2 separate regions of the Homo sapiens genome follow, and region 2 is linked to region 1. Evidence: chromatin contacts called from ENCODE Hi-C or POLR2A ChIA-PET data. All regions are on one chromosome and are shown on one strand. The core of a region is the stretch at or near the end of the contact, and the rest is flanking DNA. Distances in the headings are between cores, read along the strand shown.

Region 1 (4,890 bases), core at 2,363-4,862:
CCTATGGTATTACCAGAAAAGGCATGTCTCAGCACATAGAGCAGCTGGGAGTTATCTGGTACCATATAAAAACATTTTTATGGGCAGAAATAATTTGAAAAGGAGGTTAAAGTTGTCATTAAATTAGCCACCCTTATTCATTTCTATGATAAGATCATAAAGGGCAGAGTTCACCTAACTCCTTATTGGTTTCTTGAATGGTTTTCGGAAAAGCAGTTTAGAAGAAAGGGAAAAATCATAGGATTTTTAAATTCACACAAACCATGTGGCACAAGCAAATTTGTTAGTTATTAAATGTTTAGCTAGGGGATTAATAAGCCATTAATGGGCTAGAATGTTTAGGAGAATGGTAACATAGGTCTAAGGATTGTTACTGACTTGGGGATATTCTAGTGCGTTCAGACTTTAGTTGAAGTTGAATGTATTTCCCATTTTTCTTATAATTGCACAAATTAACATTTTTTTAATATAAGAAAATTAGGTCCTAAATGCAACATGCCATGCTAAGCCCTATCATAATACTAAAAATCAAAGGTCATTCTTCCCACTGAGTTTAAGGGAAAAAAAAGTAAAAAACAAAACAAAACAATACAAAACCAAATGTGAGTCCCACGAAAGCAGGGACTTTGGTTATCTTATTTTGTAGTTGTGTCCCAAGCATAGTGCTGTAAACCATGAGGACCCCCAATGGTGAATAAGTGAATGATTAATAGTAGCTGCCTGTCACTAGGTTTCACTGTAAATAATAATAATGAAAACCCCCTTTTTGTTGAAGAGATATCACAGCTCAAAGGCAAAAAACCCTCTCCCTGCAACTTTCAAAGTGCAGCTATAAAATTCCCCTGAAGAAGCGGTCCCCTGAGTGATAAAGCGTCCCAACTCGAAGTTTCAAAACTCAGCCTGTCGGGCATATCAGAATCTTGAAACAATCACGTTTAAAAACACTGTTGTTGTAAGGATTTTATTTGATTTAAATGTTGTTTCTCTTGGAAAAGTCTTGTTTTTCTAAGCAAGTTAGATGGTTGAACTGGGCATACTGGGAAAAGAGAAAAAGATGTTTTAAAAAAGGAGAATATGGTTACTTTTTTGTAGGAGTCTCTATGGAGTTTCTGATACCTTACATTTAACTTCACCAATAAATGCTTTTTTATCCAAGAATAGATTGAAATGCAATTTTATGTCAAGAATTTTCCTAAGACTAGCTAATCATAACCTTTCTTATGGGGTTATGAGGAGTTAATGCTCTAACGTATGTAAAGTACCTGAATACACAAGACAGTCATTCACTGCAGCAAGTTTATTACTTTTGTAGACAACTTCTGTCCTTATTTAACATTTTGATATTTTCTTCACTGTGGATTTTCTAAAAGTAATTTTGATTCATTAAAGGATTGCATTAAAATGTTATTTATCTTGATTACTGAACGTTTTGGCTCCCCCTAAATTTTGTGCCTGAAGCAAGTCCCCCCTTTGCCTCACCTTAGCCCCAGCCCTGGTGGATAACTCAGTGATCTGGGGATGATTTAACAAGGTTGTGCAGTGTGTACCAGGCCTATTCCTCCTTATACTGAAAACTGTTGGCTTTGTGGAGAAGCAGTGTCATCACAGTTATTTGGTGATAATGAACACAGTTCCGCCTAGCCACTCTTGATTGAACTGGGTTGATCACCTGATCCAAAGACATCCAGTCCATGGACTGCCCAGTGATCATTTGTATGCCTGGGCTTACAATGGTGAGGCAGGCTAATCAGATTCCTTTCTGATTGAAAGGGTCTAATGACTTTAAATACGGAAATTGAATAGAAGTATTTACAAGTGAAATGAAACGATTTCTGGGATTTGCTTTAAAATAAAAAAAAAAAAAGAGAGAGGTAAACAGAAGTTTATTTTTATTTAAAAAAACCTTTTATTTTAGATTCAGGGGTACATGTGCAGGTTTGTTATATGGGTAAACTTGTGTCATGGGCATTTGTTTGTTGCACAGATTATTTAGTCACCCAGGTACTAAACCTAGTACTCAATAGTTATTTTTTCCTGCTCCTCTCCCTCCTCCCACCCTTCATTCTTAGGTAGGCCCCAGTGTGTGTTGTTCGAGTTGTCCATGTGTTCTCATCATTTAGCTCCCACTTATAAGTGAAAACACACAGTACTTGGTTTTCTTTTCCTGCATTAGTTTGCTAAGGATAATGGCCTCCAGCTCTGTCCGTGTTCCTGCAAACGATATGATCTTTTTCTTTTTTATGGCTGCATGATATTCCATGATGTATATATACCACATTTTCTTTATCCAGCCCACATTGGTGGGCATTTAGGTTGATTCCACATCTTGGCCATTGTGAATAGTGCTGCAACGAACATGCACACATGCATGTGTCTTTATGATAGAATGACTTATATTCCTTTGGGTATATATCCAGTAATGGGATTGCTGGGTTGAATGGCAGTTCTGTTTTTAGCTGTATGAGGAATACCACACTGCTTTCCACAATAGTTGGACTAATTTACACGCCTAACAGTGTATATAAGTCTTCCCTTTTCTCCACAACCTTGCCAGCATCTGTTATTTTTTGACTTTTTACTAATAGCCATTCTGATTGGTGTGAGATGGTATCTCATTGCGGTTTTGATTTGCATTTCTCTAATGGTCAGTGATATTGAGCTTTTCTTCATATGCTTTTTGGCCTTATGTATGTCTTCTTCTGTTCATGTCCTTTGCCAACTTTTTAGTGTTTTTTTTTTCTTGTAAATTTGCACAGGCTTTTTATAGATGCTGGATATTAGACCTTTGTCAGATGCATAGTTTGACAGAAGTTTAGAAGAAAAGTATTAGTAATTGGAAGTTGGGTGATGGGTATGTGGGGCTTTAGTATTCTACTGTAGTGTGTATGTGTTGTGTGTTAAATTCTATAATTGAAACATTTATTTTTAAATTGCAGCTTTTCTAAAACTAGACCAATGAACACTGAAGGCAAAAGCCAAATCTCTATATCAAGAGTTGCCATTAGGCTGGGGCCTGAGTGGCCCTCACAAGCCACAGGCATTCCAAAGTTAGAGGAATTTGAAAGAATGGGTAAGCAGAGAAAGCTGGTCAGTTAGGGAGGAGAATGGAGCGGTCATTGCCAGAGATAGGTAGATGCCTAGAGAGAGTGGTCTCTGCTAGTTGCAGATTTCCCCTGGTGCCCAGCCATACTATGGTACCTGTCCTTGAATTCTTATGCCATTTCTGATCCCCCTTTGCCTCATGTTTATCTTTAAAAATTGATTCCCTTTTTCTTTAGTTAATTTGAGTCAAGCCTCTGTTCCTCTACATCAAAATAGCCATCTTCAAAACAAAGGATTATTTGTATCTGTTACAGTTGGGATCTGCCCAGGTAGAGGGGTCCTACCAATCTTGGAATCAAATGATGATCAGTGTCTTGTGGAGGATAAGGAGAGAGAGACTTGTAAGGAGCCAGAATGTCAAGTGATCAAAGTCAATTCAATCTGCCCTCCAGGTACAAATGTACCAGGAGAGAGTTAAGAGCACTTTTCCTGAGAGATCTTGACAGTGAACAGGCAGAACTAATAGGCAGTTTGCCATGGTAGTTTCCTGGGACCACATTGATCTAAGAAGTACACATGGTCACTGAACTGTCAAGTTGAACTACACGCCCTGTGTGCTAGGCCAATCTTCTCGCCTGAGGGGTCTTACATTTTGAATGCTATGAATGCAAGGTAATCTCCCATTTGGATAAGGATGAAAGGCTTAGAGGATGTCCCCTTTGCCCTTCAATTGACCACAAAGAATAAAGGGTTTCTAGGCAGGATGAAAGAAGTAATCCAGGAAAGAAGCCAGGAAAATGATTCCAAAGGGGAGTATCAAGAAACTAGTTATTGGAGGGAATTAGCTCAGAGGCGAAATAGGCAGAACTTGGTGCCCATTGTAGGACAGTCTCTGTAGAAGAAGTCTGGATCATGTGAACGCATCAAGGGTGCCAGAGGGAGGGGTGCCAACTCTGCAGCCTTGGCGTGGGAGATCTTGCTAGAAATAGAAGTTGTAAATCTAATTCAGGGAAATCTGAATTGGGAAAGAAAATATACTTGCCCTGAAGAGCTGAGAGGAGGGGGAATGGTCCACTTTGCTCTTTTAGGAAAATGAGGTGGTGCCATGTACTTCCTGGGTCAAGGAAGGTCATGCACTCATAAAACAAAGAAAAGACAGACAAAAGTGAATACAGTGTTTGTAAGTTTAAAGAAGAAAATAATAATCACCATGCCCCAACGTGCAAAATCACCAGAAACAATTTAGTGAATTTTTTTTTTAGTTTTTTTCCTATGCGTTTACATAGTTGAGATAATATATGCTGATTTTTAAGTGCCATTTATATTCATAGGTCAAATAATTTAGGAAGAGGCACTTAATGATATGTATTGTCAGTCCCTAAGTGATTTATTATCTTTCATCATTAAAAAAAATTTCAGTGAGTTAGGTCATTTAACATGAGACTTAAAGATGCACAAAAGCCATTTCTCAAGTTCTTTAGCAATGAAAAAGTTCATTTATGTTATTCTACGCAATACTCCTTTTGTGGAGAGGGAGAGAAAAGAACAGTTGTTCAGTAATTTTCTTGGCACAGGATCTTCACTATGTAATAAGCTTAGCCATTGTTAGAAAAATCTGGACAAGAACAGCACCAGTTATTGTTATAAGTGACCATCAAATCAGGCAAGAGATTCCATATGAACTGTGGGTTAAAGGATATGGCTCAAGAAATGTTTCTTGGCACTGAAAGAGAGGTGGAAACAGTAGACTCTACTGCTTAGACTCTAGCGAGTGGAGGAATAGCTAAGTTAACACTGCAGCACTGTGTCACTTAGGATGCTTTTGGCTGTAAATGACAGAAAATTTGG
Region 2 (5,702 bases), core at 181-2,680, 67 kb before region 1:
AATTTTCCTTTCTTTCCTGTTTTCCATGTGTCTGCTTTCTTTATTTTCTGGGAGATTGTCTCATCTTTATCTTTCAGTTTTTTACTGAGTTTTTAATACTGGCTTCAAATTTTTTAATTCCAATAACTTTTTTAATTCTAATAACTTTTTTCCTGTGAATTTCTTTTCTTTTAAAAAAAGTTCTATTCTTGTTTCATGGGTGCAGTATCATCTGAGAATATTAATATAGGATTATTTAAGAATGAGGAAAAAAAAAGAATGAGGAAATTCTAAGCTGTGGGTGGGATGTATTGATTGTGAACTTCTTTAAGATGATCTGACTGGGCCATTTTATTGATGAATCCCTGATACCTCATCATTGGATCTTTCCTCTTTAGCTCTTCAGGCTTCCATAAAATATGTTTTTTTGCCTCCTGCTTGAAAGGTATAGGACTGGCTGTTGAAAGACCATTATAATGGGCACTGATAAAAATAAACTGACATGGCAACAAATTATATTTGGCAAATAGACACCGGAAAGCAAATATCCAGACTTCCCGGCCAGGGTATAATCCTGGCGCTTTTCCCGAATGCAAATAGTGAAGCGCATGGCAAATTCTGCAGGAGACAAATTTGTTACAAAGTAGGACTGGAACCCTACTTTCTTGATTCAGAGTTTCACTGTTGCTAGATGAGGCAAGGCCATCTGGCTTTATCTCCTTTTAGGCTGAGCAAAAGAAGCCCAGGTGAGCCAAAATACGTATTAATATATGTTTGCCGAATCCCCCCCTTTTGAATGTGGTACTCTTGCCCTCAAATGTGCCTGGTGTTGATCATTTCTGGAACCTTCAGTTTCCTCCTCTTAAGAGAGTAAAATTCCCGTCTTCTTCCTGGATTAGGAAGGGCAGATCTCAGCCCAGTGGAGCGAGGGAGGAAATGTAGAGAACTATTCTGCTTCTCATATAGTTCAGCCAACCCCTCTTGCTTATAGCCATATGTTCAAGGGAGGTTTCCAGAGGTGCCTGATGCCACCATTCCCTGAGTTTTTTAAGGGTTCGGCGACATAAATTGCTTGTTTCTCAGTTTTTCCCACTGTTGGCTTAGGTTTCGGCTCTCTTGAGTCTGCCAAGTCAGTTGCTACTCACCCATTTCCTCACCAGCTTCCAATATATTTTATTGCTGTTATCTTTACTTTTGTTATCTTTGTTTTCATGTGTTTATGCCTTTAAAAGTCCATTTACTGTCATTCTGGTAAGATTTGGGAAAGGAATGCAAGTCAATGCCTTTAAATGCACTATCTCTATGCAAAGTCGTACCCTTGCTTTTTTTTTTTTTTTTTTTTTTTTAATCAGTTTCTTAAAGGGAGTCCTTGGAAAATTACTAGTCTGCATCAGCATTTCCTTTTTACGTAGCGAGAAAACTGAGCCCAGAGAACTGATGTGACAAGCTCAAAGTTACCCAGGCACAGCGGCCAGGACTGAAGGCTTGCTTTCTTGATTCAGAGTTCACTCTTTTCTTCCTGTTCTGTTATTACAAATTCAAAGGTCACGTAGCCATAATCTTTTTATCCTCCTTCTGCTTATCAGATAATAAACATTAATTAACATGTGTTTCGGTTTTTCTTTTTGCCTCTGTTTAGTGTCAGCTAAATTTTTTTGGTTTGTTCACTCATGTATTCGTTCTTTCACTCAACTTATTCAATGGATTTTTTAAGCTATTGTTAAATGCCAACGCTATTCTAGGCACTGGTAAAATAGCCATGAGCAACAGAAAGTCCTTGCTGTCGTGGAGTTCCCATATATTCAGAGGAAGAGAATAACCAAACAGACTGATTATAAGCAGATTGGCTCAGGCAGAAACCCAGCTACAGGCACACATGCCAACCTTTAGGAAAGCAATGACCTGATGAACTGTGTCAGAAAAATGGAGAACTGACAAGGGAAGTCTCACTGGAGAAAGAAGAAGTGTTTCTAATCTGAAGAATTAAGTTTTCTATTAACCTTTTATGGAAACTGAGGGGAGGGTGAGAAGAAGGGGGAAGGGTATGAATGGCCAGATGCTCCGGGAGGTGCTTTGTTTTTTGAGAGAAAAAGACACACCAATAGACACCAGGAAAGCCGAAGGCATTCATCTTAACCTCTGTGTTTAATGGTTTTATAAAATAATGATATGGGCATTTGAGTGAAAAGAGAGTGGAGCCTGCCTTCTTTACAGTCACATTGGGGTTTCCGTCTGTTCCAGCTGCATCTGTCTGATCCCTGGGACTTGGTCTCTTGCCTCCTACCTTATCACACCTTAGTCTGTCTGCTTGCTGTTTCTCTTTTCATCGGGCTACACTTGGGAACCTGGAGAAACCTCAGGCCTCTGAACACATTGGCACCTCCCGAGCTACTTCTAATGAAAACCTCTTACCTGACTTGGGTGGACTTTTGGGTATGCGCTTGACTTTTGCTTTAAGAACACATGGTGTGTTCCATGGAGGGTTGTTGAAAACTGCCTGATGAGTTGGGACGGGCACACCTAATTCAAAACTTCAGCATTTTATTATGCTCTGTGAAACAGTGTTCCTTACACGCTTAGATTTTTTTTCTGCTTACACATCAGAGCAGCCTTAAAGTTGAAAAAGCTTTTATTACGCATTTCTTGTTTTAAGTACGCTCACCCTAATAACCCTGTGAAGTAGTGATTATCTCTGTGTTGACTAAAGGGAAACACAACTAATATACCTACTAAGGTAGCAAGTCTAGCCATTGAACAAACCAGAGCTTCAAGTCCAGTTTCTGACTCAGGGTTGTAGCGATAGCTGTGGAGGACAGCCTTCCTCCTCCACCTGATTTCTCTTTCCCTCTTGCTTTTCTTCTTCTTCTTAGTTATTATCAGATTTTGCATCCTATTCAGGGGCCACAAAGGCAGGGAAGATACCACAGAAAACCAAAGTCCATATACAAACAGGTTGGCCACACTGCAGGAATATAGAAAGAAAGTAGTAGGCAGGACATTGTGAAAAACTTTAATTCTTGATATAGTCTTTTCCCCGTGACTTCTAACAACATCTAACTCACCCCTCCTGGAGAATTTTGCTGCAAAAGAAGAGTCTTTTGTGTGGAGGCTGGGGAGGAATGAAATTTGAAAATGATAAAAAGTGATTGAAGACTTCTCTAAATTAAAGGTAGTATCGTTCACTCTGCTTAAAGAGTGAGCTTGTGAATTAATTACAGTTAGGAGATCAAGAAACTGAGACATTAATTGATAGAAAATCGCATCCAACACGTAGATCTAGAAGAAAATATCTTTATTTTCTTTCTAGCATCAAGGAATATTAAATCTAAAGTGTCCCCAGGTATATGGTTTTCAATCCTGTGCTTAAATATCTCCTGAGAAGGAGATTCCATAAATTCCCTCTATAACTAACCAATCCTCATAATCAGCAAGTTCTTTTCTATCTGATCTAAATCCCTAGTCCTGCCATTTAAACTCATTTCCTCATGTTCTGCCCTCCAGGGAGATAAAGAACAGCTGTCTGCTCCTATTTGTAATAATCCTCATGGAGAGTATTTGCAATAGTCTCCTTTGGCCTAAATACCAAGCTTGCCCTCACCTTTCTTTTTAACTCTTCTCTTGTTTCCCCACAGAGTCCTCCCATGCTATTCACATCTTTCTTGAATAGTTTCTTCCCCAGGACCTGCCATGGTGAAAGACTTAGAAATAAGAATACAGTTGTAATATAGACGCCAAAGAGGTAGCAGGAAGTCAGATCTGGGCAACTCCATGCCATGCTAAAGAAATAAAACATTCTCCATTAAGAAATGTTTTTTGTTTGTTTGTTTTTGCTTCTTTTTTTCTTCTTCCCCCTGGTAGAGACAGGGTCTCTCTCTGTTGCCCAGGTTGGAGTGCAGAGGCTCTTCACAGGTGAGATCATAGCTCACTGCAGTCTCTAACTCCTGGCCTCAGGAGATCCTCCCCCTTCAGCCTCCTAAGCTGGCACTGTAAGTGACTGCACCTGGCTTTGTTTTTCTATTTCTTGAGGCATCTCTGGCAGTATCTAGGCCCAGCCATAGGCTAACTGTGAGATGGGTGGAATTAATCCTTAGTGTCCTTATCCTCAGTGTACTCTCCTCCTCCAGAGTATGTCAGGCACCAAATTCCTCTCTCCCCTACTCACTCTCCCTCCTCTCAAATCTCTGTTCCCTCAATGTGGTTTGATATTTTAGGAGGAAAGCAGGAAGACTGAGTACATTTCCTCTGCTGGCCAAGTCTGATATTTATTTACAAGCAAGGCGCCCTCCTTGAATTTCTTAGATGTGTTAATTGGGCCTAGTCTGCTTAGCCACGAGGTCCTCCCTGCCCATCTCCTTTAGGAGCAGCCTTGTTATACTTGTCACCCAAGGGATGTTTTAGAGAAAGTTGGTGCTCCACGAAATCAGAGACCACTGCAGTGGAGAGCAGACAGCCAAAGACCCATCTCAGAAAACCCAGGGGTCTCTGTTGGCCCATTAAGTAGAAGCATCTGTACATTCAACTTTCTTCCTCATGGTGAATTTTTCTGTAGCATCACTTCCATTTGACAGTGAAAAAACTTAATCTGTCAAAAGGTAAGAGTTATTTTTAAAACATGGTTATATTGAGAAACCTTGCATCTTACATGTGAAAATAGCCACAGAACTGGAAAGGATGGTCTGAAGAGGGGACTTTCAATATTTCCCAGCAGATTCTCAGACAGAGACTCACCTTGGCCCATTATTGGATCAAAGTCAATATAATATTAGGTTAACTTGACTTATCCAGCTGGTGAGATGCATCCTGCAGTCTTGAGTGCGGAGGCTTCTTTGTTTTGTTTGGGGTTTTGTTTTGAAGTGTTTTGCATTACCAGAACAAGAGTTCCCAAAACTCGGGAAGTTGAAAGGTCTCTTTAATGGGCACGGATGAAAATAAACTGACATGGCAACAAATTATATTTGGCAAATAGACATCGGAAAGCAGATATTCAGGCTTCCTGGGCAGGGCATAGTCCTGGCACTTTTCCTGAATGTGAATAATCAAGCACAGGGCAGATCCTGGAGGAGCACACTTGCTCCCTATTGCTTGATGAAGCAAGGCCTTCTCTTTTACCTGCTGTTGGGCTGAGCAAACAAAGCCCAGGTGAGCCAAAAAAGAAAAAGATGGAGTTGGCCTCCTGCTTTTCAGATGTATCCTTATTAAAATAGGAAAAAATATTTTTAAAATGTGGTTCATGCATAGCCACATTAGTCCTTCTGATTGATTATGTGAGGATCCAGCTGGGTATGGACCAACATGTGGTTTGTAAGGGAGTCAAATTCTTAAAGTATATCTAGAGTTGTTTGGGTCTCTGGAGGTTGTTTTTGTTTTGACCTCAGAATAGTTAAGAGATTTGATTCCCTTCTAGAAATAAAGCTCCTACTCTGGGGAAAGTGAATTTTTGGCAGAAAGTTATTGCCATGGAGGCTAATTTCCCCAGCCTTAATTATACACACACATGAAGAGTAGAGGGCAGTGCTGGGGAGGGTCCAAAACATAGGTTTCCAAAAAAGTCAAAAGCAGTGTTTCAGCCGGGCGTGGTGGCTCACGCCTGTAATCCCAGCACTATGGAAGGCCAAGGTGGGCCGATCACGAGGTCAGGAGATCGATACCATCCTGGCTAACACAGTGAAATCGTGTCTCTACTAAAAATACAAAAAATTAGCCAGGCATGGTGGCACATGCCT

What was found. Hi-C counts contacts between places; a loop is a spot of excess contacts on that map. ChIA-PET counts read pairs that join two places held with the same protein, here RNA polymerase II (POLR2A). Pooled maps may share reads with other maps.
Region 2: a map of CD4-positive, alpha-beta T cell shows a loop between it and region 1 (5-fold over the local background). The contact joins two enhancer-like sites. A Hi-C loop is called at or near these places in 4 of 168 maps with a recorded cell type or tissue (CD4-positive, alpha-beta T cell, HepG2, PC-3 and 1 more) and 1 of 50 pooled maps. POLR2A ChIA-PET finds 5 or more read pairs at or near these places in 4 of 52 experiments (MCF 10A, Panc1 and WTC11).

Annotation. Positions count from the first base shown.
Region 1 is chr1:91,621,886-91,626,775 of GRCh38, reverse strand. No RefSeq gene overlaps it. Among named protein-coding and RNA genes, the nearest start is that of CDC7, 120 kb to the right of the region's middle. Within about 2 kb of position 3,612, at least 5 of the 41 ENCODE cell types and tissues checked have a DNase peak (open chromatin) inside an H3K27ac peak, as active enhancers do.
Region 2 is chr1:91,685,464-91,691,165 of GRCh38, reverse strand. All of the region lies in intron 16 of TGFBR3 (transforming growth factor beta receptor 3), which reads left to right. Among named protein-coding and RNA genes, the nearest start is that of CDC7, 190 kb to the right of the region's middle. Within about 2 kb of position 1,430, at least 3 of the 41 ENCODE cell types and tissues checked have a DNase peak (open chromatin) inside an H3K27ac peak, as active enhancers do.